4 separate regions of the Homo sapiens genome follow, and all the other regions are linked to region 3. The links are chromatin loops, found by intact Hi-C in ENCODE. Cell type or tissue: chondrocyte. All regions are shown on one strand.

Region 1 (8,000 bases), 410 kb before region 3:
AGAAGCTTTGTCTAAACCCTCCAGAGCTCCACAGTGCCTGAGGGATTAAGCCTAACCTCACAGCCCACCTCATCTTAGTTCACCTCCAAACCTTTACCCCATCTGTCCCCTGAATCTGGGACATGTTTCACGGGATTCCTGCCTGGCTGGCCCCTGCCACTGAGGTCTAGGCTCAAATGCCACCTCCTCAGGAAGTCCTCCCTGACCACCTAGCTAACCAGTCTTCTCTGATCCCCTATCACTCCTGCCTATTTTATTATTTTATATATATATATATATATATTTTTTTTTTTTCTTTTGAGACAGAGTGTCACTCTGTCACCCAGGCTGGAGTGTAGTGACACAATCTCAGCTCACTGCAACCTCCGCCTCCTGGGTTCCAGCAATTCTCGTGCCTCAGCCTCCCAAGTAGCTAGAATTACAGGCGTCCAACCACCACGCCCGGCTAATTTTTGTATTTTTAGTAGAGGTGGGGGTTCACCATGTTGGCCAGGCTGGGCTCAAACTGCTGACCTCAGGTGATCCACCTCCCTCAGCCTCCCAAAGTGCTGGGATTACAGGAGTGAGCCACCACGCCCAGCCTGTTTTATTATTTTTTATTCAAGGCATCTAAAAATCATCTTTATTCTCTTTAACCATCGGTTAGTATGTTTCTGGTCTTTCCTCTTAGGCTGTGAAAGGAGACATGTCTGTCTCTCTGGCTACTTAAGGCCCAGGTGATTGGCCATCAGCCTCCTTTCCAGGCCTTGAGTGCTGGTACTGGACTCCCTGGCAAACTCCTATTCATCCTTCACAGCCCCAGCCTCTTCCTCCGTACGCATATCATACATCCTTCCCTCTGGCCCAAATGTGATGATTGGGGTGTGGGATGTCAGAGTGGATTTGTCCACCTTACACCTTCCCCCTCAGTCTGAGCGCTCCCGATGGGCAGGGATGGGCCCCTGGGACCCCATAGGACCAGGCCCCCTTAGGGAAGAGTTTGAGGAATGAGTGAATGGTTGAGTAAAACACACTGTGGCCAGGTGCTCAACAGGTGTGTCCTGAGTTCCCAGCCCTGCCCCTGTCCAGGTGAACTCTGAGAGGGTGGGGCTTGGGTCTTTGTCCCCGCCCCCCGCCCAGGGCTGGACACAAACACCGAACAAGAGGCCCGCCCAGAGGGGACGGGGCCGGTACCAAGTCACACCGCCCCCGGGTACGGGGCTCCCGGGCCGCCGTCCCCTGTGCCCCCCCCCCCCGCCACCCCATCTCCAGGAACAATGGCAGAGAGGGCGGTTTCAGCGAACAAATACACCGATTGGGGAGGGGATTCTGAGAGCTGTGCCTGGAGGCAAGGAAGAAGTCAGCGGGAACCAGAAGTGCCGGGTCCTGAAGCTTGGGGCGGAGTGGCCTGGGTCTGGCCGCATACCGCTGCAGTCCCAGTCTACCCTGGCTGGTGGGTCTGAAGAAACCAGCCCAGGCTCCATGCCTGGAGGGTGAAATCCCTCCGGAGACAAGGATCGCCCCCCGCCCCGCCCCCGCCACGGCGCACCCCAGCCGGCTTGCTCACCCCACCCCTGCCTCTGCCTGGTAATGCCTGTTAATAGCTTTGTACACAGTAGGCACCCAATAAATGCTGGTGCTCCCTCGTGCAGCCTTGTAGGAGGTGAATGTTCACCAAAGCCACCCCAGCCCCCAAATGAAGTCACTGCCCACCGTGCCACCGCGGGCGCCCAAGCTCAGCCGGCTGCACGCCCCCAGCAAAGGGGGATGAACATCTTTTCTGCCCACCTACGATGCGCCAAGCTCTTAAAACACATTTTTCTCTCTGTTTAAAATGCCGATCACCCATTTTTCGGATGAGGGAAGGAGAGGGTTCACTCACTGGCCCCACGTTACACACAGCATAGTGGACAGAAAATTCGGGATTTGAACCCAGCCCTGCGGTATTAAAGGAGGCCGGTCCTGGGGCAGAGGAGGCTCCAGAAGAGATGGTCTTTGGAGGCAGGGAGGGGGGCGCGGACGCGCGGACGCATCTCGAAGTGCAACCTCCAGCTAGCCACTTCATCCCTCTGGGACTCAGTTTCCCTGCCTGTTATGTAGGTAGGCGTTCTGGGGTCCTGGGTCCGACTCCCAAACCCTGCTTTCCCCCCACCCCACCTCAGCCCGAGCCCCTCCCCCTGCCACCCTTGGAGGGTTACTCGCCTGGAATCTCACCGCCATGGTCCACCTGGGGGCTCTCCAGCCCCCCTACCCGAGGGGGTCCTGGAAACAGTCAATCGGCCCCCACCCCGGGCTGGGGGAGGGGGCTGAGGAGAGTCACAGCGGGCTGAGGGCCGGGCTCTCGTCCTCCTCCCTCCAGCTCCGCAGCTCCCGGCTGCACCTGCCCCTCTTCCTCCTCCAGGTCTCGGGTCAGCCCCGCCCCTGCCCAGACACGCCCCCTGGACGCGGCGGAGGTTTCTCTCCCCACCTCCCATCACAGGAGCCAGGTCCTGAGGCGGAAACTCCAGGCCGGGTTATCCACGCAGCCGAGAGGGGGCCGGCGGCCGCGGCCAGAGCCCGGCCCGACAAGGCTGCCAGCAAGACCCGGCAGGAATAACCCCCGCGCTTGGAACGGAGCCTACTATTTGGAAGGTGTTTCCGTCCGCGAAATGGGCACATTTTGAGGTGCATCTGGGAGGCCTCTTGGATTAGAAGCTTGTCGAAGGCCAGAGACCTCCTTAGCATAGCGCTGGTCCCTGGGTCACCTTATCTCTGGAAGGTTTGCCCCATTCCACAGAGGGGAACCGGAGGCCCCAGAGGCCAGAGGCGTGGACTCTGAAGATACAACAGCGGCTGCGTGCCTTTTTCCTGCGGTCTTGGCCTGCGGGCTCTGTCTTCACACCCAGCATCCAGAAAAGAAAGGGGGCAGGGCAGGGCCGGGCGCGGTGGCTCATGCCTGTAATCCCCAAATTTTGGGAGGCCGAGGCGAGCGGATCACGAGGTCAGCAGTTCGAGACCAGCCTGACCAACATGGTGAAACGTCTGTCTCTACTAAAAGTACAAAAATTAGCCGGGCGTGGTGGCGCATGCTTCAGCTACTCGGGAGGCTGAGGAAGGAGAATCGGTTGAACCCGGGAGGCGGAGGTTGCGGTGAGCTGATATCACGCCACTGCACTCCAGTCTGGGCGACAGAGTAGAGTGAGACCCTGTCTCAAAAAAAAAAAAAAAAAAAGAAAAGGAAGGAAGGAAAGAAGGGAAGGAAGGAAGGAACGAAGGAAAAGAAAGGGGCAGAGTGCAAGGCAGGAGGAAATTCTTCAGGCTCTGGGAGGGAGTAAAGGTCGTTTCCTTCTTCTCACCCAGCCCAGCCCAGCCTCCCGCTCAGGGGCCTGGGATTCCGGGATTCCTAAGGTTAGACCTAGGAGGGACTGGACCAGGGTAGGAAACCTTCAAGTCACCTGGGTGGGCGGGGCTGGTCGTGGCTGCACCCCCACATTCCTTACTATAAAAAAAAAAACCTGCGCCCAGCTGTGCCTGGGCCCCACCCCAAGGTTAAAAGGGTAAAAGGGCAAAGCTACACATAAACACCCCTTCCCAGCCTTATCCAGTCAGGGCTGGGCAGGGACAGGAGTCCCAGGTTGTGGCTAGGGGTGAAGAGCATAGAGAAAACTCTAGCGGTAAAAGAAAGGCTGCCTGGAGGAGGGGGCATCGTAGCTGGGGATTTGAAGGTTGGTTAAGAGTTTGCTTAGTAAACAAGGCCAACAATATCAAAGTCTTAGAGGGTCCCCGAAGATGACATCTCACCTCCTCCACTGCAATTGTACCCAAAACACTAGTCCAGAGACCCAAGTCAGCTACAGTCAGCCCCTCAAGGGTCTCCAAGGGCCCGAATAAAGCATTGCCAAAGCCTCTTGTGGGGACCCACTTGGAACTTCAGAGCTAGGAGAGTTCTAAAACCAGCTCTCACCTATTTGCTGTGTGACCTCAGACAACTTACTGCCCCTCTCTGTTCCTCAGTTTCCACATCTGTAATTGGGGAAAATAATAGCCCCTACATCACAGGGTTGTCAGGAGGATTAAAAGGGGCGTAGAGGCCAGGCACAATGGCTCACTCCTGTAATTCCAGAACTTTGAAGAGTCAGGTGGGAGGATCACTTGAGGCCAGGAGTTTGAGACCAGGCTGGGCAATATAGCGAGACCCAATCTCCATACAAAATAAATAAAAAGGAGCATGTAGTTCTCTTCCCTTTTGCGGCCATCACAGAAGTGGGAGCAGCCAAAATGAAGTTCAATCCCTTTGTGACTTCCGACCGAAGCAAGAATTGTAGAAGGCATTTCAACGCACCTTCTCACATCGCATGAAGGTTATATGTCTTCCCTTCTTTTTTTTTTTTTTTTTTTTTTGAGACGGAGTCTCGCTCTGTCGCCCAGCTGGACTGCAGGCACGATCTCGGCTCACTGCAAGCTCCGCCTCCCGGGTTCCCGTCATTCTCCTGCCTCAGCCTCCCGAGTAGCTGGGACTACAGGCACCCGCCACCACGCCTGGCTAATTTTTGTATTTTTAGTAGAGATGGGGTTTCCCCATGTTGGCCAGGCTGGTCTCGAACTCCTGGCCTCAAGTGATTAGCCCACCTCGGCCACCCAAAATGTTAGGATTATGGGCATGAGCCACTACTCCCAGCCACACACACACACATATTTTATAGATGAAGGTTCAGAAAGGGCCCCAGACTCACTGAAGGTTGCACAGCATGGGTTCCTGGAGCCCCAAACTCTTTCCAAGACCCCATGCTGAGCCAATGTAGAAACACCATTAACCAAAACTAAGGCTTACTGAACACCTACTGTATACCTACAGGCAACTCAGCCCTTCCCTGTGTGACACTCCGCCACCAGCAGGTGGCGCAAAAAATCATTTTAGATGATTAAGGTCCAGCGATGTCCACCACCCCCCAAGACGGACACTCATTCTGTCACCCAGGTTGGAGTGCCGGGCGCAGTCTCGGCTCACTGCAAGCTCCGCCTGCGGGGTTCACACCATTCTCATGCCTCAGCCTCCTGAGTAGCTGGGACTACAGGCGCCGGCCACCACGCGTGGCTAATTTTTGTATTTTTAGTAGAGACGGGGTTTCACCATGTTGGCCAGGCTGGTCTCGAACTCCTGACCTCAGGTGATCCACCCACCTCGGCCTCTGAAAGTGTTGGGATTACAGGCGTGAGCCACCACGCCCGGCCAGTCCAGCGATCTTTAAATAGCCGTGTATTTGTTTTAATGAGTCGTGAGAAAAACACATCATTCCCTACCGGCCCGCACACGTCAAGGTTCGTGGCTGCCATTGCTCAAAGCAGTCTCTGCTTAGGTCTGGCAAAATCGGACAGGGGTTCTGCAGGGGACTGGAGCTGGTAGAAAATCCTGCATTCGGGCAGATCACCTGAGGTCAGGAGTTCGAGACCAGCCTGGCCAACATTGTGAAACCCTGTCTCTACTGAAAATACAAAAATTAGCTGGGCGTGGTGGCGCACGTCTGTAGTCCCAGCTACTAGGGAGGCTGAGGCAGGAGAATTACTTAAACCTGGGAGGCAGAGGTTGCAGTCAGCCAAGATTGCGCCACTGCACTCCAGCCTGGGCCACAGAGTGAGGCCCTGTCCACCCCGCCCCCCACCACCCCAAAAAAAAAAAACCGCAAGAAAAGAAAATGCTGCATTCCTGTCCTACAGGCTTTCTGACTTCAGCGTCTTTAAAATAAGAGGCTTGGCCAGGAACAGTGGCTCACGCTTGTAGTCCCAGCACTTTGGAAGGCCGAGGCGGGAGGATCTCTTGAGGCCAGGAGAGACCAGCCTGAGTAACAGAGTGAGACTTCCATCTCTACACACACACAGACACACACACACACACACACACACACACACACACACACACACACTTTTTTTTTTTTTTTTTTTTTGAGTTGGAGTCTCGCCCTGTTGCCCAGGCGCAATCTCAGCTCACTGCAAGCTCTGCTTCCCGGGTTCACGCCATTCTCCTGCCTCAGCCTCCCGAGTAGCTGGGACTACAGGCACATGCCCGGCTGATTTTTGTACTTTTAGTAGAGATGGGGTTTCACCGTGTTAGCCAGGATGGTCTCAAACTCCTGACCTTGTGATCCGCCCCCCTCGGCCTCCCTAAGTGCTGGGATTATAGGCGTGAGCCATCGTGCCCGGCCTTTTTTTTTTTTTTTAATTAGCCAGTCTTGGTGGCACTTGCCTGTACTCCCAGCTACTTGGGAAGCTGAGCTGGGAGGATTGCTTGAGCCCAGGCGGTGGAGGCTGCAGTAAGTCATGGTCACACCACTGTACTCTCATTCCTGGGCAACACAGTGAGACCCCCATCTCCACATCCACAAAAATTTTTAAAAATATCTTAGGCAGGGTGCAGTGGCTCATGCCTGTCATCCCAGCACTCTGGGAGGCCAAGGCAGGAGGATCACTTGAGTCAGGAGTTGGAGGCCAGCCTGGCCCACAGGGCAAAACCCATCTCTACAAAAATACGAAAAATTAGCCAAGGATGGTGGCAGGCGCCTGTAATCCCAGCTACTCAGGAGGCTGAGGCAAGAGAATCACTTGACCCTGGGAGGCGGCGGTTGCAGTGAGCTGAGATCACGCCACTGCACTCCAGCCTGGGTGACAGGGCAGACAGCACAACACTATGTTTCAAAAAAAAATAAAATTATATATATATATATATATATATAAGCTATGGCTGGGCACAGTGGCTCACGCCTGTAATCCCACTTTGGATGGCCAAGGCGGCCGAATCACTTGAGGTCAGGAGTTTGAGACCAGCCTGGCCAACATGGTGAAACTCTGTCTGTACTAAAAATATAACAGTCATGGGCCAGGCGTGGTGGCTCGTGCCTGTAATCCCAGCACTTTGGGAGGTCGAGGCGGGCGGATCACCTGAGGTTGGGAGTTCGAGACCAGCCTGACCAACATGGAGAAACCTCGTCTCTACTAAAAATACAAAATTAGCTGGGTGTGGTGGCACATGCCTGTAATCCCAGCTACTAGAGAGGCTGAGGCAAGAGAATTGCTTGAGCCCGGGAGGCGGAGGTTGCAGTGAGCCGAAATCGGGCCATTGCACTCCAGCCTGGGCAACAAGAGCGAAACTCCGTCTCAAAAAAAAAAAAAAAAGTCACCTGGGCGTGTTGGCACCCGCCTGTAATCCCAGGTACTCGGGAGGCTGAGGCAGGAGAATCACTTGAACCTGGGAGGCAGAGGGTGCAGTGAGCCGAGATCGTGCCACTGTCTCCAACCTGGGCGACAGACTGAGACTCTGTTTCAAAAAAAAAAAAAAAATATATATATATATATATATATGTATGAGCTGGGTGTGGTAGCAGGCACCTCTAGGCGCTGAAGTGGGAGGATCATTTGAGCCCAGGAGGTCGAGGCTGCAGTGATCCATGATCTTGCCCTTGCACTCCAGCCTGGGTGACAGAGCTAGACGCTGTCTCAAAAATAAATAAAGAAATAAGTGGGTTAAAGTCCTAGCAGTGAATGGGGCTCCCGGGCCATGTTTACTGGCATATGCTTGGCTGCAGCCCCAGTTACACACAACACTCGTGCGCCCACTTTGCAGCTGAGAAAACTGAGGCCAGATGGTGAGCTGGCCTGAGGGATTTGGCTGCAGCTCTGTTTGCCCCTGCACCTCGAACTCCAAGCCAGTGCCTCTCACCAGAGGGGGACCCTTGGCAACGTCTTGAGACATTTTGGTGTTCAATACCAGGCCGAGCGCGGTGACTCACACCTGTAATTCCAGCACTTTGAGAGGCTGAGATGGGCGGATCACTTGAGGTCAATAGTTCGAGAGCAGCCTGGCCAACAGGGTGAAACCCCGTCTCTACTCAAAATACAGAAATTAGCTGGGCGTAGTGACAGGCACCTGTAATCCCTGCTACTCGGGAGGCTGAGGCAGGAGAATCACTTGAACCCGGGAGGCAGAGGTCGCAGTGATCTGAGATGGCGCCACTGCACTCCAGCCTGGGCAATGGAGCAAGACTCCATCT
Region 2 (8,000 bases), 170 kb before region 3:
CCCCGACCTATCCATTCACCAATCCATCCACCCACTCACCCATCCACCCACCCACTCATCTGTTCACACACCCATCCATCTACCCACCCATCTATCCATCAGCCATCCATTCACCATCCATCCACCCACCCATCTATTCATCCACCCATCAATCCATCATCCATCCACCCACCCACCCATCCACCCATCCATCCATCCATCCATCCATCCATCACCTATCCATCCATCACCCATCTATTCACTCATTCATCCACCCACACAGCCATCCATCCACCTACCCATTTATCCATCCATCCATCCTTCCATCCATCCATCCATCCATCCATCCAGGGCTGGGGGCTCTGTCTTGGGCAAAGGCTTGGGGACAGGAGTAGGAGAGTGGGAGCTGGGAGGTGACCAGCCTGGCTGGGAGAGTCTCAGCTGAGTCCAAGATGTGCCTGAGGGAGAGGACCTGAGTGGTGGCTTTGTCTAAGACCTGGCTCAGCCCCAGTAAAATATGATTCCTACTCCCAGGATGTACTGGGGGATCTGGATCCCACCTGTGCACCTGTACCTGTAGCTTCCTTTCTGCCTTGTTCAATCCTCCATCCATCCACCCAACCATCCACTTGTACATCCATCTATCAGTCTGCCCGTGCAGTCCTCACCCTCCAACCACCCATCCATCAGTCCACCTACCCATTAGCCCATTGATCTGTCCACTCACTGATACACGCACCCACCCACCTATGCGTCCATCGAACTATGCAGTCTTCACTCTCCAACTGTCCATCCATCAGTCTATCTATCCATTAGCTCATTGATCCATCCACCCACCTACAGTCTCATTCATCCTCCATCTACCTATCCATTGGTATGTCATTCTCTTCTTCCTCCAATTCATCCATTCATCTACTTATTAATCTGTCCCTCCCTCCATGCAACCATCAATTCACCCAACTGCTTATCTACTCATCCATCCATCCACCTATACATTCATTCATTGATCTATACATCCATCTATACTCCCATCCACCCATTCTCCATTCTGCATACCCCCATCCACTGATCCATCAGTCTCTCCTTCCTGCAATGTATTCATTTATCTTCCAATTCATTTATTCAACCTCCATGCAGCAGTCCATTCATGTAACTACTTATCTACTCATCCATCCACCCACCCATCCATCCATTCATCCACCAACCCATTCATTCATCCATCCACCCATCCATCTATCATCCTTCCATCCACCATCCATCAATCACCCAGCCATCATCCGCCCACCCACACACTCACTCATCCATTCATTCGCCAACTCAGTCACCCATCTGTTCACCCACCCATTCATTAATTCATCCACCCACTCATCCATCCATTCATCCACCCATTCACTTATCCACCCACCCACCCATCAATTCACCCACCATCCATCCATCACCTATCCACCTACCATCCGTCCACCCACTCAACTATCCACTCACCCATCCACCCACCCACCCATTCATCTGTCTACTCATCCATTCATCATCCATCTATCCACCCACCCACCCATCCATCCATCCTTCCAACCACTCACCCACCTAGCCATCCACCCGTTCATCCAGTCATCCATACCCCCATCCATCATCCATCCACCCACCCACTATCCACCCACCTGTCCACTCATCTACCCATCTATTCCCTAACTTCTTTACACACCTACCCACCTATCCATCCATCCATGGAGCAGTTGAGTCTTAGTTGCAATGATGATATGCAGTGTGAACCTCCATATCATCTGTCCAGCCACTGCACCCAGCCTCAAAAGCAGCCTCCTTTGCCAGGAGTAAACTGAGTCCCAAGAGGCAACAGGGAGCCTTTGGCTTATGTCCATCCATCCATCCACCCATCCATCCCTCCATGGAGCAATTGAGTCTTAGTTGCTGTCTTTGTGAAATGGAAATCGTGAGGCCGCGTAGTTAGGGTTATTTTGAAGATTCACTGAGATACCGCTTGTAAAATACTCATCACATGGGCTGGCTCAAGTGAGTGGCCATTAAATAGGAGTGTCTCTGTTTCTTATTATGGTTTGGGGCCTTTGTATCCCTACAGTGAAGACAAGAGAGAGAAGAAAGAGGCCAAGGAGAAAGAAGAGAAGAGGAAGAAGGAGAAAAAGACAGCAAAGGAAGGAGAGAGCAACTTGGGACTGGATCTGGAGGAAAAAGAGCCCGGAGACCATGAGAGAGCAAAGAGCACAGTCATGTGAAGATTCCTGGCTGCCTCTTCCAGGCAGTCCCCCAGAGATGCCTCTTCTGCCCCCTAAAAGCAGTGCCCTGGACTTGAAGCCCGTGAAATGACTCCATCTGGGATTCAGAATACAGTGTTCTCAAGTGAAGAAGGCTTGGAACCCACCCCACCTCCCTCATTGGGGGCTCTCTGGGCAAACATGGTTTTCATGCACCCCTCTTCCTGAGCTTGGTCCCTGCCTGGTGATTCTTCTTATACTCGGAGAGCATCCCTGGTTGAGGAGACACCCGCAATCCTCCACGATCTCATGGCTCCACCTGCTTCTCCCCACTGCCTGATTTCTTTTCTCTCTGCCTGATGTCTACTGAACAGAACTTCCCCTCTCCCATGCACCCACTGCCAGCTGAGAGCTGCTTCCCAATGGCCTGCATTAAAGCATTCGTAACAGCCCTTTGGAAGGGCTCCTGTCATCTCTTGGGACTCAGTTTACCTCTGGGGAAGGAGGCTGCTTTTGGGGCTGCGGGCGATGGCTGGGCGGATGATATGGAGGCTCAGGGTGCACAGGTGCCCAGACGCCCTGAGCAGATTAAACACTCCCCCGGCAATCTGGTTTTTTGCTGTCCTGAGCCCTGGACTTTGAGCCCTGAGCGCCGTCTCCAAGCAAATCTTTGCTCCTTCCCCCACCTCACTTTGTTTTGGGGCACGTGACTTTTTTCCTGGGAGCTGTATCTTGGAGGGTGGGGGTGCCCCAGGGCCCTGCAATATCTTGGAAAGGGACTAGCACTTCCTTTTCCCAGTTTCTGTTCTCCTGCTTCCCCTCACCTTCTCCAGGCCCTGGACCTTACCCTGAACAATGACCATTTCTCTTTTATTTGAGATGGAGTCTCGCTCTGTCACCCAGGCTGGAATGCAATGCTGTGATCTTGGTTCACTGCAGCCTCTGCCTTCCAGGTTCAATCAGTTCTCCAGCCTCAGCCTGGCCACAATGACCATTTCTTAATGAGGACCTTTTTCTTTTCTTTTTTTTTCTTTAGACAAAGTCTCACTCTGTCGCCCAGGCTGGAGTGCAGTGGTGCAATCACTCTGTCACCCAGGCTGGAGTGCAGTGGTGCAATCTCTGCCTCCTGGGTTCAAGTGATTCTCCTGCCTCAGCCTCCCGAGTAGCTGGGATTACAGGCATGCACCACCATGCCTGGCTAATTTTTGCATTTTTAGTAGAGACGGGGTTTCACCATGTTGGCCAGGCTGGTCTCGAACTCCTGACCTCAGTTGATCCGCCTGCCTAGGCCTCCCAAAGTGCTGGGATTACAGGTGTGAGTCCCTGCTCCTGGCCCTTTTCTTTTCTTCTTTTCTTTCTTTCTTTCTTTCTCTTTTTTTCTTTTTTCTTTTTTTTTTTTTTTGAGATGGAGTTTTGCTCTTGTTGCCCAGGCTGGAGTGCAAGGGCCCGATATTGGCTCACCGCAACCTCCACCTTCCAGTTCAAGCGATTCTCCTGCCTCAGCCTCCCGAGTAGCTGGGATTACAGGCACCCACCACCACTTCCGGCTAATTTTTTGGGTATTTTTTAGTAGAGATGGCGTTTCACCGTATTAGCCAGGATGGTTATTATTTTTTGAGACAAGGTCTCACTCTGTTTCCCAGGCTGGAGTGCAGGGGGCAGGACTTCTCCACTAGGGGGCGTTTGGAAATCTAAAAAAAAATTAAATATTTTGTAGAGACAGGGTCTTGCTCTATTGCCCAGGCTGGAGTGCAGTGATTCCATCATAGCTCATTGCAGCCTTGACCTCCCGGGCTCAAGCGGTCCTGCTGCCTCAGCCTCCTGAGCAGCTGGGACCACAGGCACATATCACCACACTCAGCTATTTTTAAAATTTTATTTTTGAGGTGGAGTCTCCCTCTGTCGCCCAGGCTGGAGTGCAGTGGCACGATCCCACCTGACTGCAATCTCCACCTCCCAGGTTCAAGCAATTCTCATGCCTCAGCCTCCTGAGTAGCTGGGATTACAGGCGCCTGCCACCACACCTGGCTAATTTATACGTTCTTAGTAGAGACGGGGTTTCGCCGTGTTGCCCAGGCTGGTCTCGAACTCCCAGGCTCAAGCAATCCACCCTCCTTGGCCTCCAAAAGTGCTGGGATTAGAGTTGTGAGCCACCGTGCCCAGCTAATTTTATGTTTATTTTTTGATAGAGCTAGGGTCTCGCTGTATTACCCAGGCTGGTCTCTAACTCCTGACCTCAAGCAATCCTCCCATCTCTGGTATCCCAAATTGCTGGGATTACAGGCATGAGCCACTGCACTCGGCCGCATTTGGAATTTTTTTGCGGGGGCATTTTGGGTTGTCACAAGCCTTCCCCCGTTTTAGGGTGGGGAGTCAGGGGTGACCAACCCAACAGCCTGCATTACTGGGACAGCCCTCCCCTCCCAGCCAGGAATCTCATCACCCAGGGGCCAAGGGCTGGACACGACCGAGGCTTTCCGTAAGATCCAAGGGGAGGCTAAGTTTCCACCGCTGAGTTTCCACCCCAGCCCTGGCTGATCCCCTGACTCCAGCTGAGACCCCCTGACCTTGGCTCAACCCCTGCTCTACAAGAAGCCTCCTCTGGCCTGACTGGAGCCCCCGTTTCCCGCTGCAGAGAGGAACTGGGATGGGGGAGGTTGGGGGGGTGTCCCCGGCCTGCCCACAAGGGGGCGCCAAAATCTCGCTGCTGAGGGTGAGTGGGGGCGACCCAAGTTGGGAGTGGGACGTGGGAAGGGGCCTCGGACCCCCCCATCCTCGGTGTCCTCGGTGCCTGTCACCAGGAAGCAGCGTGGGGTCGTGTCAGCGAGGACGCACTGTGCCTGCTGCCCTGTCAATGCACCTTACCTCGCTTCTTTGTGCCTCAGTTTCCCCATTTGCAAAAAAGGATCGTCCCCGCCTTGTGGTCTTGTGGGTAGGATGGAAGGAGCCCATGGTGCAAAGAGAGTTTTTCTGGCCCAACCTGGGGTCTTTTGGGGTTTTGGAGTTGGGGACAGGATGGAGGGCCCCATCTCAGCCCCCCCAAGAACTAGCCTTACTCTTTTTTTGTTTTTGTTTTTTTGAGACAGGGTCTTGCTCTGTCGCCCAGGCTGGAGTGCAGTGGCGTGATCTTGGCTCACTGCAGCCTCTACCTATCAGGCTCGAGGGATCTTCCCACCTCTGCCTCCCAAGTAGCTAGGACTACAGGAATGCACTACCATGCCTGGCTATTTTTTTTTTTTTTTTTTTGAGATAGGGTCTTGCTCCATTGCCCAGGCTGGAGTGCAGTGGTGCGGTCTTTACCTCCCGGGTTCAAGCAATTCTCCCACCTCAGCTTCCTGAGTAGCTGGGATTACAGGGGCGCACCACCACACCCGGCTAATTTTTGTATTTTTAGTAGAGACAGGGTTTCACCATGTTGTCCAGGCTGGTCTCAAACTCCTGACCTCAAGTGATCCTCCCACCTCTCAAAGTGCTGGGACTGCAGGCATGAGCCACTGCACCCAGCCCCTTTCACACTCCTGATTCTCCCGGGCCCCAGCCTCCCTCCCCTCTGACCTCAGTGTGGGAGGGGCCCCCAGTCTGGAGGGGACAGAGCTGGACACGGTCATGCCCCTGAATGGTCAGGGCTGGGTCAGGAGTGATTGGGGGCAGAAGCTCTGCTGGGGCAGGTGAGGAAGGCTTCCTGGCCGAGGGTGTATTGAAACCATGTTGGGGCCCATCCTTCTGCCCCCAGCCCTCCATGGCTCCCACCTCCTTCAGGGGAAAAGTCAACATTTTCCCTGTGGCCCACAAGGCCCTGAATGACCTGCCCCGTCCCTTCCCTGCCCTCCAGTCCTCCCTCCATCCCTCTCCTCACTCTGCTCCAGCCACACAGGCCTCCTCACTGTTCCTCCAATGAAGCAGGCATGGTCCCGCCCTCGGGCCTTTGCAGGAGCTGTGACTTCTGCCAGAATTTCAGGACGCTCCTTCCCTCCCTCCCTCCAGATCTGTCTAGATGGGACCACTCCCCGCCCTTCCTCTGTTCATTGCCCTACTCATCACTTACCTCCTCTGACATCTTTTACTTCTATTTTATCGACTGATTGATTGGAGACAGGGTCTTGCTCTGTTGCACTCCAGGCTGGACAGCAATGGTGCAATCACAGCTCACTGCAGCCTCAACCTCCAGGGATCAAACAATCCTCCTATCTCAGCCTCCTGAGACTACAGGTGTGTCACCACGCGCAGCTAACTTTTTAAGTGTATCTGTAGAGATGGGTTCTATGTTGCCCAGGCTGGTCCTGAACTCTTTGACTCAAGCGATCCTCCTGCCTTGGCCTCCCAAATTGCTGGGATTACAGGTGTGAGTCGCTGCACCCGGCCACTTCTACTTGTTGTTCACTGTTCTTCCTGACCTGGAGGAAGCTGTAGGCTCCAAGACGGGATCTGAATTTGAGTGTTTTGTTCACTGCTGGGTCCTGGGGCTTGGTACTCAGGAGATGCTCAGGAAGTCTTTGCTCAATGACTGGGAGTTTGCCAGGTAGCAAGAGAAGCTATTTTGTGCATTTATTGAGCACCGACTGTGTGCCAGGCTTGGATTCCTCCAAGGCACAAGGGAAGGGATGGAATCCCCTGTGCCTGGCACAGAGTGGGTGCTCCGTAGATGCCTCATGGAATTCACCGATAGCTCTGAGACTGCTGGGGGAGGGAACCAGGCTGGAGAAAGGTGGGAAGACTTCCTGGTGGAAGAGGACACCAGTGTGAAAGGTCTGCACAGATGGGGAGGCAGGAATGAGCAAAGGCTAAGGGGTGTGAAACAGCCCATCCTACAAAGGGGAAGAGGTTACAGCCTCCAGGAGCGTTGCTGGGACAGGTCTGGCCTCAGAAGCTCATTCAAAGCCACCATCTAAAGTGGGTCTCCCCCACCCCCAGGCACTGTGGATCAGTCTCTGGGGTGGGGCCGTCCTGGGCACTGCAGGGTGCTGAGCGGCGTCCCTGGCCTCTACCCACTCCATGCCAGGAGCACTTCCCAGTCGTGACAACCGCGGATGTCTGAGACATCACCCAGTGTCCTCTGGGGGGCAGGATCGCCCTTGGGTGAGACTCCCTGGGTTAGGGGATTTCATGGACCCCCCAGTAGACTGCGTCCCATGATCCTCCACCCTGCTGAGGTCCTAGGAGGCTGCACACATTGGAATCCCACCCTGAGTGGGGAGGGGGCGAGGAGGAGAATCCTAGGAGCTGCAGGTCTCCCTGGTTTCTGTCATCCACCCCATCGGGAGCTTACCCTGGTGTCTACTGTGAGCAGGGAGCAAATCTGATTTTTTTCCCCTCCAAACAATCAAAGCAGGTCTCTCCGTGCCAGGCACTGTGGATGTCTTGTGTGGATGAATCTTGGTTCTGGGCACTGCAGAATGCTGAGCAGTGTCTCTGGCTTCCACCCACTCCACGCCAGGAGCATCCCCCAGTCGTGGCAACCACAAATGTCCCCAGATATTGTCTAATGCCCCCAGGGGACACTTGATCTGAAGCTTTCAGAATCCCAGCCTGCCCATCCACGGGGCTTGGGGGTTCCCCCCAGCTCCCTGCAGCCTCTGCCCCTCACTTTTCCAAAGGACACAGAGCAACCCACATGGGACATGGAAAAGAGGACCCGGGACAGCCAGAAAGAGTCGAAGCATAGCTTGTTTAATTTTTATACATTTTTTTCTTTTTTCTTTTTTTTTTGTTTGTCTTTTATTGAATCTTTTATGGAATCCCCCTTTTTTCATTTTCATTTTTTTTTTGCATAGGGAACAAATAAACAAAATAATGACA
Region 3 (8,000 bases):
GGAAAGAGGGAGAGGGAGAAAGGGAGAGAGGGAGGAAGAGAGAGAGAGGGATAGAGAGAAGAGACAGAAAGGGAGAGAGAGGGAGGAAGAGAAAGAAACAGAGAGACATCACGGAAAAAGACAGAGATGAGAGGCAGAGAAACAGACATGAACAGAGAGGCAGGGAAAGACAGAGACACACAAAGACATGCAGAAAGAGTGAAAGAGAGAGATAGAGGGGAGAGAGACAGAGACAAAGATACAGAGACAAGGAGAGACAGCAAGATTTAGAGGGAAACAGTGATAGAGAAAGACAGAGATACAGAGATAATGAGACAGAGAGGGAGAGAGTTAGGGAGAGAGAGAGACAGTGAGAAAGACAGATGGGAAAGACAAGCCACCCAGCCGTGCACAGTCAACGGGGTGGGCTGTGGACCGTCCACTGTGTAGCACAGCCTATGCCCCCACCAGAGACACCCGATTGACCAGCCACATTTTCCACTCTGAGAACTGAGGCCCAAGAGGGTCAGCCCAGTGATCAAAACTGCAGCAGCTGCTGCGCTGGGCCAGCACCTGGATCTTCGTGAGGATCCTCCATCTGCACCACACCCCCAACCCCGGTTCCTGTCCCCCCGTACCAAGGACAGAAGGCCCAGGTCTACACGTCTTTTTTTGTTTTTTAGATGGAGTTTCACTCTTGATGCCTAGGCTGGAGTGCAATGGTGCGATCTCAGCTCACCGCACCCTCCACCTCCCAGGTTCAAACAATTCTCCTGCCTCAGCCTCCCAAGTAGCTGGGATTACAGGCACCTGCTGCCACGCCCGGCTAATTTTGTATTTTCAGTAGAGATGGGGTTTCGCCATGTTGGCCAGGCTGGTCTCAAACTCCTGACCTCAGGTGATCCACTTGCCTCGGCCTCCCAGAGTGCTGGGATTACAGGTGTGAGCCACCACACCCGGCCTGGTCTACAAGTCTTTACCCACTCCATGCCTCAGTTTCCCTAGCTGAAAAACCAACAAGCCAGATTAGGGCAGCCTCTCAATGCTGTCACTCACAGACCACCCTTCTCGTTTTATCTGTGTCCAAGTATTAGTGAAGATTTTTCTTTGGATCAAACTGTTTGTTTTAAAAGACTTAGATATATTTAAAGAGAAAAGAATAACGCCTCCCCCGCACTACAGTCTGCCGTGAATTGAGGGCAGGTCCAAAGATAAATGCAACAAAAACCTCCTCAACCTTATCATAGTCTAACCAAACATCAAGCCTGAAGCCTGCTCTGTTTGTAAAAAAAGAAAAGCAAGAATTAGAGAGGTGTTAAAGACAGGTTAAGAGCATCCAAGAGCTGCAGGTGAAGAGCAAGTGATCTAACACAGGTGTAATTGGAATCCCACAGGAGAAGGAAGACTAGGGCAGCTGATTGTTTTCAGAGAATAGCCAATAATTTTCACAGATCCATGAGGCTCAGAAAACACCAAACAGAATAAATATCCTCTAAGAGACATACCCAGACATATATTCAAAATGCAGAAAATTGGCTGGGCGTGGTGGCTCACGCCTGTAATCCCAGCACTTTGGGAGGCTGAGGCAGGCAGATCACGAGGTTAGGAGATCGAGACCATCCTGGCTAACACAGGGAAGGTCTTGCCAGCCTTATAGGTCACAGGGAGGCTTTGACCCAGAGGAAGGTGGGAGCCTTGGAGTGCTGTAGGCAGAGGAGGGACAGGCCCTAACTCGGGTGCTCACAGCCCCCCTCTGGTGGCTGCTGCAGGGAGGACAGACTGTGTGGCAGAGGGTGGAGCCTAGGACCAAGGCAGAGGCAACTGCGCCAGGTCCAGGTGGGCAACGATGGGGCTGGACCCAGGCAGAGGAACAGGAAGAAGTGAGCGTTTGAGGATGGAATAGTGAGGGCAGGGGCGACAGGACCTGCTGATAGATTGGAGTTGAGCAAGAAACAAAAGATCCAGGATAGCGTTGATATTCGGCTCCAGCACCCGGAAGAATGGAACTGCCGGGCCGGGCGCGGTGGCTCACGCCTATAATCCCAGCACTTTGGGCGGCCGAGGCAGGCGGATCACGAGGTCAGGAGATCGAGACCATCCTGGCTAACACGGTGAAACCCCGTCTCTACTAAAAATACAAAAAATTAGCCAGGCGTGGTGGCAGGCACCTGTAGTCCCAGCTACTCGGGAGGCTGAGGCAGGAGAATGGTGTGAACCCGGGAGGCGGAGCTTGCAGTGAGCCGAGATCGCGCCACTGCACTCTAGCCTGGGCGACAGAGCGAGACTCCGTCTCAAAAAAAAAAAAAAAAAGAATGGAACTGCCATCAGCTGAGATGCAGACGACGAGGGAGGAGCAGGATTGGGGACCAAGGACAGAGTGTTGTCCTGACTAGCAACCCCTTAGCTGTCAGAGATTAGGGCTGAGTTCATTTGAGGCTTTGATGGAGGACAGACAGGCAGAGAAAGCTCAGACCCTTGTCCCCAGTCATCCTGCATGGGAGCCCCTGCGACCAGAGCCGGGAGCTGTCCGCGACCCCCGGTGCTGAAGCTCCCATTCTAAGCAGGAACTCCGGAGCCCCCGCTGGAGTAAAGTGTCTGACATGTAGTGAACGCTCAAAACGTATCCCTGAATTTCACCCAAGGTGGCAAAGCGATTTCAGCGTCATCGTACTGCGCTGGTTTCTATGTCCCGCACGCCCCAACCTGTACTTTACGGATATGCAAACTGAGACCATGAGAGGTTGCTGCACCTTTAAAAATCACGCAATGCATCACTTTATTATTATTATTATTTTTTTTGAGACGGAGTCTGGCTCTGTGGCCCAGGCTGGAGTGCAGTGGCACGATCTCCACTCACTGCCACCTCCGCCTTCTGGATTCAAGCGATCCTCCTGCCTCAGCCTCCTGAGTAGTTGGGATTACAGGCACTCGCCACCACACCCGGCTAATTTTTGTATTTTTAGTAGAGACGGGGTTTCACCATATTGGCCAGGCTGATCTTGAACTCCTGACCTCGGGTGATCTGCCCTCCGCGGCTTCCCAAAGTGCTGGGATTACAGGCATGAGCCACGGCGCCCGGCTACGTAATGCATCACTCTTGACGTCACAATCAGCTAGGCTCTGAAGACAAATCCGAGTTCAGGCTGTGGATTGGCTGATCCCTCATGAATATGTAGATTACTCTCACCCTTCACCTCGCTCTGGTAGGTTCAGAAAAGTGAGGGGGTGGAGAGGAGGCGGGGCTGGGGGCGGGGCTGGAAACTGTTCCTGTGAGGGTTGGGGCAAGTAGTGGGGCGGGGCCAGGGACTATGGACGTGGTCAGAATTTTTGTACATTTCGTTCCCTGCCTTCTCCCCAGTACCTTTCTACAACAGCTCCTAGTACCCAGTAGGTGCTTCATAAATGTTTATTGACTCTGGATTCCAGTAGGAGTGATGCCTGAGAGTTCACTTTTCTGACCGGGGAGAAGGTCCTATTTTGCCTATAATGTGATAGTATCATTGGTATCATTCATCTTGATCTGCCCAGTTCTGGATGTTTGCATAATAACCTGAGCCCAGGCCGGGCGTGGTGGCTCACGCCTGTAATCCCAGCACTTTGGGAGGCCGAGGCGGTTGGATCAGGAAGGCCGAGGCGGGCGGATCAAGAGGTCAGGGATTCGAGACCAGCCTGACCAATATGGTGAAACCCTGTCTCTATTAAAAATACAAAAATTAGCCGGGTGTGGTGGCGCGCACCTGTAATCCCAGCTACTCGGGAGGCTGAGGCAGCAGAATCTCTTGAACCTGGGAGGCGGAGGTTGCAGTGAACTGAGATCGCGCCACTGCACTCCAGCCTGGGTGACAGAGTGAGACTCCGTCTCAAACAACCAACCAAAAATTATGTGTATACACACACACACACACATACACACGTATATATACATATATACACACATATACATTATATGTATATACACACATATGTATGTGTATATATATATATACACACACACACACACACACACATATATATATATATATCTCATGAGCCCCGTCTTACAGATGAGGAAACTGAAGCTTGGAGAGAGAATGCAAGGCTTAAGGGCATGCATGTCTTAAGTCAATCAGCAAATATTGAGGACCCAGAGGTGAGGAACTCCAGCTCCCTTGGTCGGGACTCAGCTCCTATTTGGCCCTCAGTTTTACCCCCACACATCCTGCTTCAGTCCTCTGTGTGGTTTCGAGGCCACAGTTGAGGGGCTCTCTGTTTTCTAACTCGGACCTAGGTAATTCCTACTTTTTTTTTTTTTTTTTTTTTTTTTTTTTAGACGGCGTTTCACTCTTGTCGCCCAGGCTGGAGTGCAGTGGCGCAATCTCGGCTCACCGCAACCTCCGCCTCCCAGGTTCAAGCGATTCTCCGGCCTCAGCCTCCTTAGTAGCTGGGATTACAGGCATGCACCACCACACCCGACTAATTTTGTATTTTCAGTAGAGACGGGGTTTCTCCATGTTGGTCTGGCTAGTCTCGAACTCCCGTCCTCAGGTGATCCACTCACCTCGGCCTCCCGAAGTGCTGGGATTACAGGCGTGAGCCACCGCGCCCGGCCAGTAATTCCTACTTCTACCCCCACCTTTGCTAACGCCATGCCCTGGGCCTAGCAGGTCACGGGTGTCTCCATCCCAACCCAGCATCTCCGACCTCCAGGGTGGGAACAGAGTGTTCCAGGCTAGGGAAACCGCACGTGCAAAGGCCTGGCAGCCAAACCACATTCAGTTACTGGAGAGAAAAGGGGAGGAGGAGCGGGGCCGACCTTGCAGGCTAGAAAGTTTGCACGGGGCAACTTTTGCGTCCCAGGAGAGAAGCCAGGGAGTCCCCTCACAGTCTCCCTCCGAGCTCAATAAATCTTGCACATTTCAAGCCAAGGCACAGAGCCTGAAAGAAGGCATGGGTTTTTGCTGCCCCCTGCTGGTCGCTGGAGCGAAAGCATCCGGAAAGTAATTTTAAAAAAAAGTCTCATTCTGTCGCCCAAGCTGGAGTGCAGTGGCGGGAACTCGGCTCACTGCAACCGCCGCCTCCCGGGTTCAAGCGATTCTCCTGCCTCAGCCTCTCGAGTAGCTGAGATTACAGGTGCGCACCACCACACCCGGCTAATTTTTGCATTTTTAGTAGAGTTGGAGGGGGGGGTTGCCATTTTGTCCAGGCTGGTCTCGAACTCCTGATCTCAAGTGATCCGCCCGCTTTGGCCTCCCAAAGTGCTGGGATTACAGGCGTGAGCCACCGCACCCAGCCGGAAAGTGAATTTTTAAGGGCTGATTTATTTTAAAGCTTCTGCAGTGCTTTCTCCGGGCCAGGAAGGACTTTATACATATTAACGCTTTGTGAGCTGGATTGGCCTCGTTTTCCAGAGAGAGAGAGAAAAACTGGTCCCCAGAGGATTCAGCTGCTGGCTCAAGGACACACAGCCATTCAATGTTATAAACCGGTTTCAAACCTGGGACAGTCTGGTTCTAAACTCAACCATTGTGTTTTTAGTGCATTTATTAATGGTAAGCAGGTATCATGTGCTAGGCAACAGGGAACAGAAAAACAAAATTCAGCCAGGTGTAAGGGCTCATGCCTGTAATCCCAGCACTTTGGGAGGCCAAGGCAGGAGGATCGCTTGAGCCCAGGAGTTTGAGACCAGCCTGGGCAACATAACTAGTCCCCGTCTCTACAAAAAATACTGAAAAAAATTAGCCAGGTGTGATGGTATGCATCTGTAGTCCCAGGTACTTGGGAGGCTGAAGCAGGAAGATTGCTTGAGCCCCGGAGTTGGAGACTTCAGTGAGCTATGATTGTGCCACTGCATTCCAGCCTGAGTGACAGAGGGAGACCCTGTCTCAACATAAAAACAGGCTGGGCGTGGCGGCTCAAGCCTGTAATTCCAGCATTTGGGAGGCTGAGGCGGGTGGATCAGCTGAGGTCAGGGGTTCGAGACCAATCTGGCCAACATGGGGAAACTCCATCTCTACTAAAAATACACACACACACACACACACACACACACACACACACATACACACACAAAAATTAGCTGGGCATGGTGACCCATGCCTGTATTTTCAGCTACTCGGGAGGCTTAGGCAGCAGAATTGCTTGAACCCAACAGGTGGAGGTGGCAGTGAACTGATACCGCACCACTGCACTCCAGCCTGGGTGACAGAGTGAGACTCTCTTTCAAAATAAGTAAATAATTAAAAAAAAAAAACCCCATAACATTAAAACAAAGCCAAACACACTTACTGTGCACTCATACCATCCTGTCATGAAACCCGCCAGGTTATGTTGGGTAGACAGACATCAAACAAGCCAGCGCATACATAAGCAGGGGGTTATAACTGTGATCCCTGCAGTGAATGAGAAGGGAGGGGAACCGAGGCAGGAGTTAACGGGTCGCAGTTTCAAATCCTGGCTCCACCACATACCAACTGTGTGGCCTTGGGTTTTCCTCTCCACAAACCTGCCCCTCCGTTTTCTCATCGGCAAAGTGAGAATTATAATAGAAACCTACGTTGTTGGTTGGTTGTGGTGAGGACAAAAAGAGTTGATCACAAGCTGCACATAGCAGGTGCTCAATAGACGTAAGGCTTTACTGTGTGGCTGTAGCATGCTCTGGGGAAAAGGAAGCTACCAGAGTTGTGAAGAGTAAATGTTTGCAGTGGGCACAGTGGCTCACGCCTGTAATCCCAGCACTTTGGGAGGCCCAGCGGGGAGGCTTGCTTGAGCCCAGGAGTTCGAGACCAGCCTGGGCAATAGAGTGAGACCCCGCCACTCCAAAAAGTAAAATAATAAACTGGGCATGGTGACGCACACATTTGTAGACCCAGCTACTCAGAGGGATCTCTTGAGCCCAGGATTTCAAGACTGGACTGAGCTAGGATGGTGCCACTGCACTTCAGCCTGGGCAACAGAGCGAGACCCTGTCTCAAAACAAACAAACAAAAAGTCAGTGCAGTCTCTCTCTCTCTGTCTCTCTCTTTTGGATCACACTCCAGGAAAAACCAGCCACCATGTTGTAAGGATGCTCAAGTAGCACTATGGAGATTCACACGTGGCAAAGAGCTGAGGCCTCCCACCAACAGCCACATGAGGGAGCCAGAGTAGGAGTGGCTCCTCCAGCCCCAGTCGAACCTTCAGATGTGACAGACTTGGCTGCTGACAGTTTGCAATCTCATGAGACCCTGAGCCAGAACCACCCAGCTAAATCAGTCCTGGACTCCTGATCAACAGAAATGGTGTAGGTCAGATAATAATGTATGTTTTAAGCTGACAGACTGGGGGATGGGTAAATTGTTATGCAGCAACACCTAACTAATGCACCCTGCATGTCACTTAGCCTATGCCTCAGATGAGCACTTATAGCATAGCTAGTGTTCCTCTGTCCTAAGCACATCCTTGCTCATTCTTAAGGAGACACTCAGTGGCGGAATTGGTGTATTTTATTTTTATTTTTTAATATTTATTTATTTATTTGAGATGGAGTCTTGCTCTGTTGTCCAGGCTGGAGTGCAATGGCACAATCTTGGCTCAATGCAAACTCCACCTCACAGGTGCAAGAGATTCTCCTGCCTCAGCCTCCCAAGTAGCTGGGATTACAGGTGCCCACCACCATGCCTGGCTTACTTATTTATTTATTTTTTGAGATGGAGTCTTGCTGTGTCACCCAGGCTGAAGTGCAGTGGCATGATCTCAGCTCACTGCAAGCTCCGCCTCCCAGGTTCACGCCATTCTCCTGCCTCAGCCTCCCGAGTAGCTGGGACTACAGTCACCTGCCACCACGCCCGGCCAATTTTTGTATTTTTGGTAGAGACAGGGTTTCACCGTGTTAGCCAGGATGGTCGCGATCTCCTGACCTCATGATCCACCCGTGTCAGCCTCCCAAAGTGCTGGGATTACAGGTGTGAGCCACCGTGCCCAGCTAATTTTTATATTTTTAATAGAGATGGGGTTTCACCATGTTTGGCCAGACTGGTCTCGAACCTCCTGACCTCAAGTGATCT
Region 4 (8,000 bases), 180 kb before region 3:
AGTTGGGACCTCAGGTTTGCCCCACTGTGCCTGAGTAATATTTGTATTTTTTTGTAGAGACGGGGTCTCAGTATGTTTTGTTCTGTGTTGAGACAGGGTCTCACTCTGTTGCCCAGGCTGGAGTGCGGTGGTGCAATCTCAGCTCATTGCAACCTCTGCCTCCCAGGTTTAAGCAATTCTTGTGCCTCAGCCTGCTGAGTAGCTGGGACTACAGGCACATGCCTCTATGCCTGGCTGATTTTTGTATTTTTAGTAGAGACAGGGTTTCACCATGTTGGCCTGGCTGGTCTTGAACTCCTGGCCTCAAATGATCTGCCCTCCTCAGCCTCCCAAAGTGCTGGGATTATAGATATGAGCCACGTGCCTGGCCATCTTGTTTATGTTTTAGAGACAGAGTGTTGCTCTATTGCCCAGGCTGGAGAGCAGTGGCTCGATCTAAGCTCGCTGCAACTTCTGTCTCCCAGGCTCAAGTGATCCTCCCACCTCAGCCTCCTGAGCAGCCAACATCCATTCTACTATGGTTCCGTGGGGCTCTCTCTCTTGCGATCTGTTCTGTCACTTTCTTGTTGGCCTCCAACCTCCCTCATCCTCACTCAGCTGATGACCTTGCTTTCGGCTTCAGTGAAAAAATCAAGCAGACCTTCCGCACACCCCACCAACAGCTGTGCCCGCCTGCCTGTCCCTGTGCCGTGCATGCTGCCTCCCCTCCTGCCTGCTAACGCTGGCTGATGAACTGTTGGTTCTGCTAGCCAAGACTTACCTAAGATCCTTGTGGCTGTGCAACAGATTACTCCAAACTTAGCAGCTTCAAACAGCTGGACTTGGGTCAAATCGTGTCCCCCGAAAAGGCTTGTCCAGGTGGTAACCCCTGGTACCCATGAATGTGACCTGATTTGGAAATAGAGTCTTTGCAGGTGTTGTTAAGGATCTCAGCATGAGATCATCCTGGATTTAGGGTAGACCCTACATCCAATGACCAGTGTCCTTACAGAGACAGAAAAGTGGACCTGAGCACAGAGGCACATGCCTATAGTCCCAGCTACTCTAGAGGCCAAGGCAGGATCGCTTATGCCCAGGAGTTCAAGACCAGCCTGGGCACCATAGTGAGACCCCCATCTCTTTAATTAAAAAAAAAAAAAAAAAGACAAGGCCGGATGCGGTGGCTCACACCTGTAATCCCAGCACTTTGGGAAGTCAAGGCAGGTGGATCACCTGAGGTCAGGAGTTCGAGACCAGCCTGGACAACATGGTGAAACCCCATCTCTACTGAAAATACAAAAATTAGCTGGGTGTGGTGGTGCATGCCTGTAATCCCAGCTACTCAGGAGGCTGAGGCAGGAGAATCACTTGAACCCAAGAGGCAGAGGTTGCAGTGAGCCGAAATCGTGTGCCATTGCGCTCCAGCCTGGGTGACAAGAGCAAGACTCCATCTTAAATAAAGAAGACAAGAAAACCCCCAGAGACAGAGGAAAGAAGACAGATACCTTTCCTGTGGGTCACGAGTCTGGGAGCAGCAAGCGTATCTGGATGTTTCTGGCTTTGGGTGTTTCATGAAGTTGCAATCAAGCTGTCGGCCAGGGCTGCCTCATCTGAAGGCTCAACTGGGGCCGAAGGAGCCACTTCCAAGGTGGCACCTTCCAATGTGACATTGGCTGCCTGAGCCACCTCTTTTCCTCACCAACTCCTCGTCCTTCTCATCAACTCACAGCCATTACTTCAGCCCTTCCCCCTTTTCTCTCCTGCCTCCTTGGTTTCCTCTCTTTACCCATCAACACAGACCAGCTGCAATGTTTTTAAAACAACAAGAAAAAGCTGGGCACAGTGGCTCACACCTGTAATCCCGGCATTTTGTGAGGCTGAGGCAGGTAGGTCACTTGAGGTCAGGAGTTGGAGACCAGCCTGTCCAACATGGTGAAATCCTGTCTCTGCTAAAAATACAGACATTAACTGGGCATGGTGGCACATGCTTGTAGTCCCAGCTACCTGGAAGGCTGAGGTATGAGAATTGCTTAAACCTGGGAAGTGGAGGTTGCAATGAGCCGAGATGGCCCCACTGCACTCCAGCCTGGGCAACAGAGGGAGAGGGAGTCTTAAAAGAACACCACCACCACCAACAAAACAAAACCCTGGAAAGTAGTCCCAGCTATTTGGGAGGCTGAAGCAGGAGAACCACTTGAACCCGGGAGGCAGAGGTTGCAGTGAGGAGATCATACCACTGCACTCCAGTCTGGGTGACACAGCGAGACTCTGTCTCAAAAACAAACAAAAATATAAAAAGCCACCCTCACCGGGCGCAGTGGCTCACGCCTATAATCCCAGCACTTTGGGAGGCTGCGGTGGGTGGATCAAGAGGTCAGGAGATCGAGACCATCCTGGCTAACACAGTGAAACCCCGTCTCTACTAAAAGTACAAAAAAAAAAATTAGCCGGGCGTGGTGGCGGGCGCCTGTAGTCCCAGCTACTTGGGAAGCTGAAGCAGGAGAATGGCGTGAACCCGGAAGGCAGAGCTTGCAGTGAGCTGAGATCGCGCCACTGCACTCCAGTCTGGGCGACAGAGAGAGACTCTGTCTCAAAATAAAATAAAATCATAAATAAAATAAAATAAAAAGCCACCCCCTTTTTTGTAGAGACAAGATCTAGCTGTGTCACCTAGGCTGGAGTACAGTGGCACAATCTTAGCTCACTCCAGCCTCCAGCTCCTGGGCTTAAGCAATCTTCCTGCCTCAGCCTCTCAAGTCCCTGGGACTACAGACATGAGCCACCACCTGGCAAGGGTCACACTTTTTTTTGTTTGTTTGTTTTTGAGATGGAGTTTCGCTCTGTTGCCCAGGCTGGAGTGTAGTGGCGGGATCTCGGCTCACTGCAACCTCCGCCTCCCGGGTTCAAGCGATTCTCCTGCCTTAGCCTCCCGAGTAGCTGGGATTATAGGCACATGTCACCACGCCTGGCTAATTTTTGTATTTTTAGTAGAGATGGGGTTTCACCATGTTGGTCAGGCTGGTCTTGAACTCCTGACCTCATGATCAGCGTTCCTCAGCCTCCCAAAGTGCTGGGATTACAGGCGTGAGCCACCACGCCCGCCCGGGAAGGCTCACACTTCTACACATTGTTGAATTTCCTCCTCCCAACACCCCAGGAAACTTTACCCACCCCATTGTAGAGAGAAGCCAGGGAACCCTGGAGAGCCAAGGTCATGCTGTGACGGGCAGAGCTGGGATTTGAACCCAGGTCTTCCTCACCACCACCTCCTACTGCCTTGTCCTGGCTTCCCTGGCCCCTGGCTACTTGGAATTCCTTGTGTTTCTCCCCAGGTTTCTCCTCTGCAATGTTCCTAACTCAGGAAATGGCAACACCATCATTGCAGGCATTTAGTCTAAAAACAGATTTTTTTAATGAAAAATCGATCCCAAGGCTGGGTGCGGTGGCACATGCCTGTAATCCCAGCACTTTGTGAGGCTGAGGCAGGAGGATCGCTTGAGCCCAGGAGTTAAAGAGCAGCCTGGGCAACATAGTGAGACCCTGTTCCTATAAAAAAAAATACAGAAAATTAGGTAGGTGTGGGGGCACAGACCTGTAGTCCCAGCTACTCAGGAGGCTGAGGCAGGAGGATCGCTTGAGCCTGGGCAGTCAAGGCTGCAGTGAGCCAAGATCCCACCACTGCACCACTGCACTCCAGCTTGGGTGACAGAGCAAGGCCCTGTCTCAAAAAAAAAAAAAAAAAAAAAAAATGTCCATCTCAAATCTGCCTACTTTCCTTCCACTAGGACCAGCTCAGTCCCCTCCTGGCTCCTCCTCTGGCCCCCATAGTCCGTTCTCCCCAAAGCAGCCACCAGGGGGCACCTGTGAGCACCTGGGTCCGGACCCATCCCTCCTCTGCCCACAGCCCTCCATGGCTCCCACATTCCTCAGGGTCTAGGCCGAAGTCTTCCTCACAGTCTACACGGCCCTGCAGGACCTGCCCTGACAGCTCCCCATCCTCCCCTCCCCCCCACTCCCCCGGCTCACTCTGCTCCAGCCACACTGGCCTCCTCACTGTTCCTCCAACACGCCAGGCACAGTCCTGCCCCAGGGCCTTTGCAGGGGCTGTGCCCTCTGCTTGGAACTCTCTTTCCCCTGGATCTCCCATGGCTGGTTCCCTTTTTCCTCCAGGTCTTTGCTCAAATGTCACCTCCTCAGTGATGCCTTGGCAGCCCAATTTTTTTTTTTTCTTGAGATAGTCTCACTCTGTCACCCAGGTTGTAGTACAGGGGTGCAATCATAGCTCACTGCAGCCTTGAACTCCTGGGCTCAAGCAATCCTCCCACCTCAGCCTCCTGAGTAGCTGGGACTACAGGCACTCACCACGCCTGGCTAGTTTTTAAAGTTTTTGTAGAGATGCAGTCTTGCTATGTTGCCCAGAGAGATCTTGAACTTCTGGATCAAGTGATCCTCTTGCCTCAGCCTCCCAAAGTGCTGGGACTATAGGCGTGAGCCACGGCGCCCAGCCACACCTCCCTTTCTAACCTAATATATCATTTACTCTAAGGTTATGTTTCTTTCTTAGCATCCATCTCCCTCCCTGGAATGTCAGGTTTTGGTCTTTCTTTTTTTTTTTTTTTTTTGTTACGGAGTTTCGCTATGTTGCCCAGGCTGGAGTGCAGTGGGATGATCTCGGCTCACTGCAACCTCCACCTCCCAGGTTCAAGCGATTCTCCTGACTCAGCCTCCCGAGTAGCTGGGACTACAGGCGCCCGCCACCACGCCCAGCTAGGTTTTGCATTTTTAGTAGAGACAGGGTTTCACCATGTTGGCCGGGCTGGTCTCAAACTCCTGTCTCAAGTGATCCGCCCACCTCGGCCTTCCAAAGTGCTGGGATTACAGGCGTGAGCTCCTGCGCCCGGCCTGGTCTTTCTTACTCATAGCTGTGTCCCAGCACCTAAGAGAGTGCCCAGCCATAGTCGCTGCTCAATACATATTCGATGAATGAATGAAGAGCCAGGCACGGTGGCGAGGACCTGTAGTTCCTGCTACTTGGGAGACTGAGGCGGGGGGATCGCTTGAGCCCAGGAGGTTGAGGGTGCAGTGAGCTATGATCGCGTCACTGCACTCCAGCACTCAGGGCGACAGAGCGAGACCCTGTCTCAAAAATAATAATAATATTAGCCAGGCATAGTGGCGGGCACCTGTAATCCCAGCTACTCCGGAGGCTGAGGTGGGAGAATCACTTGCACCCGGGAGGCAGAGGTTGCAGTGAGCTGAGATCTCGCCTTTGCACTCCAGCCTGGGTGACAAGAGTGAAACTCCGTCTCAAGAAAAATTAAATAAATAAAATAAAATAATAAGAATTAAAAAGATGAATGAATGAAGAGAGTGAGCCGGCCATGAGGAAATCTGGGCAGGGCGTTCCTGGGAGAAGGAAGCGCAGGTGCGGAGGCCCCGAGGTGGGGACGGCTGGGCAGAGTCGTGGCTGGAGCTGAGCAGGTAGGTTGCGGGTGGGCGGAAGTGATTTACAATGTGATTAACCCAGGCAGATGGTGGCCGTGGGGCAGCCGCCCAATCCTCTTAGCTCAAAGCCCCTTAATACTTCCGCTGTGTGGGTCACCTCCGGGCCTCCCCTGTGCCGGGCGGACACCATGCCGGGGCTGGCGGCCGAGGGGGAGGCCGAGGGCTGGAGCCCGTCCCCGCCGCTGTACGAGGAGTACCGGCCGCCGCCCCTGGACAGCATCCGCCTGCCCAGGTACGTGCTGTACCTGCTGCTGGCCGCGCTGGTGGTGGTGGCCGTCGCCTACGCCATCGTCGGGCACCTCATCAAAGACCTCGCCCACGACCTGGCCGGTGAGCTGCCCCCACCGAAACCCAGCTGGGGCCGATGCTGGGTCACCCTGGGTGGGTGGTCAGGGGATCCTAGTGCTTCTCCTAGCTGAGGAGGGGACAGAGGAGGGTGGCCGGGGCCGGGGAGTTGCCTCACCAGCTCCCTTGCCGCAGACTGGGCGTTTGGCCCGAAGCCAGACCAGGAGGCCGCACCCCGGGAGCTGCGCCCCAGCCTGACCGGCGAGGACTTGGAGGGGCTGGACCTGCAGCTGGCCCTGGCCTGGCAGGGCGAGGAGGACGCCGGCGGGGGTGGGGAGGGAGCCCCCTCTGAACCCCCGCCTCCCCCGGAGCCCCGCCGCCCCTCCATTGCCTTCAAGGACCCCCCATCCCGAAGCTCCTTCTGGAAGCTGATGGCAACTTGAATCCTGAATCCGGGTTCCGGACGCTTTGGCGGTCGTGTAGACAGAACTTACGCGCGCCGGAGCCCTTTCTGCAAACCCTGAGCTGCCCGGTCGCAGCGGACGGCTTTCTCCTTCCCAGCCGGCAGGTTCCGGGGGTTGGACGCTGGCGACTTTCACATACGCAGAGCCTGCCCGGCTCAGCCTCAGCCAAGCCGTCAGCAAACTGTGAATTAGAAACACTAGGGCGATTTAAAACGTTGTAATATTATCGGCCAACCTTACCGAGTGCTTAGCGTGTACCTGCTGCTGTGCAGAGCAGGCTTTTTCTATGCAGTATCTCATTTAATCCTCCGAGGTAGGACTGATCGCCCCCACTTAACAGATGGGGAAACCGAGGCACGCAGTGATGAAGTGGCTTCGCCAAGGTCTCAGAGCACAGAGTGCTTTTCTCAGAAAAAGCCCAGACAACTGACTGACTTTGGAGGGCAGGATCTCCAAGGCGGGTCCTGCCCCCACCCCCTCTGCTGGGCTCCCCTACCTCCAAATCTTCTCCAGCCCCCGCCTCGGCTGCTGGGTTTGCTTGTCTCTGGGGGGTGGTCCTGACTTCCTAATCAGATCGAGAGCTCCCAGACAGCACCAAGGCCTCCTTCTCTTCCAAGCCCTGCACAAGACGGGATACACAGTCAGAGTTTAATAGATGCCTGCCTGGCTGGTTCAAGCAGACCTGTGGCCATCCTGGGGCTGGGATGTGTGAGCCCCATCCTGCTGAGTGGCCGGTCTGCTCAGCGGTCATCCGCAGACCTCCGGAAGAGAGGAAGTGACAGCGACTCAGCAGGCGCTCCATAAACACCTGTGCGATGACGCCGGGCCTTCCTACCACTCGTCTGGGCCATGGCTGCTCCCGTGTCAGCTGGGGCGGGGTCCCCCTTCGCCCGGGCAGGGCCCACTATCTAATCAGCCGAGGGACCAAGGTTGAGGACAGGAGAGCCTGGAGCCTGAGTCATCAACGCTCCCGGGCATCCCCACGTGAGAGCGTCCCGGTTTGCAGGTGGACCACGGGCATGTGGCCTCTGCACACCTTCCCTGTCCCTGTGTGCTCCCATGGCTGCTTGTGGGTCCTCAGGGGCCAAGAGCCTGGGCGAGGCAGGATAAGCTGGGGGCGAGGCAGACCCGGCTTCAAATCCCAGGTCAGACCTGCTGCGTGACCTTGACTTTCCTGGGCACAATGAGACCGGCACCATTTCACGGGGTGTTAAGAAAAGGAAATGCGATCTGTGAAATTGCCGAGCACGGAGCCTCATGTGTACTCTGAGAGCACAAAAGGTGACTCTCAAATTTGCTTTGAGAGACAAGGTCTTGTTCTGTTGCCCAGGCTGGAGTGCGGTGGTGCATGCAGTGGTGCAGTCGTAGCTCGCTGCAGCCTCGAACTCCTGGGCTCAAGCGATCCTCTCACCTCAGTCTCTTTGAGTAGCTGAGACTACAGGTGCAGGCCACCATGCTCAGCTAAGTTTTACATTTTTTATTTTAGAGACGGGAGGAGGTTGGTCTGGAACTCCTGGCCTCAAGCGATTCTCCCGCCTTAGCCTCCCAGAGTGCTGGGATTACAGGCGTGAGACACTGTACCCAGCCTTGGTAACTCTTTGTATTTCTAATTTTTTTTATTTCCTTTGAGACAGGGTCTTCCTCTGTCACCCAGGCTGGAGTGCGGTGGTGCGGCCATAACTGGCTGCAGCCTCAAACTCCTGGGCTCAAGTGATCCTCCCACTTCAGCACACCCTAGTAGCTGGGCCTGCAGGTGCCCGCCGCGCC

The links. A loop is a pair of places that touch in the nucleus more often than their neighbours do. Peaks named below come from ENCODE experiments on the same cell type or tissue, not always from the same donor. Only the 100,000 strongest peaks of a DNase experiment are listed, where the experiment ranks them.
Region 1: a loop joins it to region 3, with 2.5 times the contacts of the local background. A loop is called at or near these places in 3 of 110 quality-filtered maps.
Region 2: it touches region 3 in a loop (7-fold over the local background); 41 of 110 quality-filtered maps call a loop at or near these places.
Region 4: a loop joins it to region 3, with 4 times the contacts of the local background. A loop is called at or near these places in 41 of 110 quality-filtered maps.

The regions. Positions count from the first base shown.
Region 1 is chr19:3,716,092-3,724,091 of GRCh38, reverse strand. The region is part of intron 1 of TJP3 (tight junction protein 3); the gene reads right to left. Among named protein-coding and RNA genes, the nearest start is that of TJP3, 12 kb to the right of the region's middle. In chondrocyte, a CTCF peak has its summit at 4,844 (motif pointing right); no DNase peak of the experiment used is centred here.
Region 2 is chr19:3,469,068-3,477,067 of GRCh38, reverse strand. NFIC (nuclear factor I C) reads right to left here. Exons shown (of 11, transcript NM_001245002.2): 11 at 7,851-8,000. SMIM24 (small integral membrane protein 24) reads left to right here. Exons shown (of 4, transcript NM_001136503.2): 4 at 2,072-3,082. The coding sequence ends at 2,225. Among named protein-coding and RNA genes, the nearest start is that of SMIM24, 7.5 kb to the left of the region's middle. In chondrocyte, CTCF peaks have their summits at 3,877 (motif pointing right), 4,900 (motif pointing right) and 7,276; no DNase peak of the experiment used is centred here.
Region 3 is chr19:3,302,031-3,310,030 of GRCh38, reverse strand. LOC105372244 (a long non-coding RNA gene) reads left to right here and starts at 3,129. Exons shown (of 3, transcript NR_187753.1): 1 at 3,129-3,182; 2 at 6,996-7,235. In chondrocyte, CTCF peaks have their summits at 1,735 (motif pointing left), 4,720, 4,924 (motif pointing left), 7,088 (motif pointing right) and 1 weaker place; no DNase peak of the experiment used is centred here.
Region 4 is chr19:3,481,016-3,489,015 of GRCh38, reverse strand. It overlaps SMIM44 (small integral membrane protein 44), which reads left to right and starts at 5,575. Exons shown (of 2, transcript NM_001395954.1): 1 at 5,575-5,814; 2 at 5,965-6,906. The coding sequence starts at 5,613. The coding sequence ends at 6,212. LOC105372246 (a long non-coding RNA gene) reads right to left here and starts at 6,038. Exons shown (of 5, transcript XR_936264.2): 1 at 5,730-6,038; 2 at 761-888. RefSeq lists silencers at 3,817-3,866, 3,877-3,926 and an enhancer at 5,259-5,797. In chondrocyte, CTCF peaks have their summits at 3,614 and 3,826 (motif pointing right); no DNase peak of the experiment used is centred here.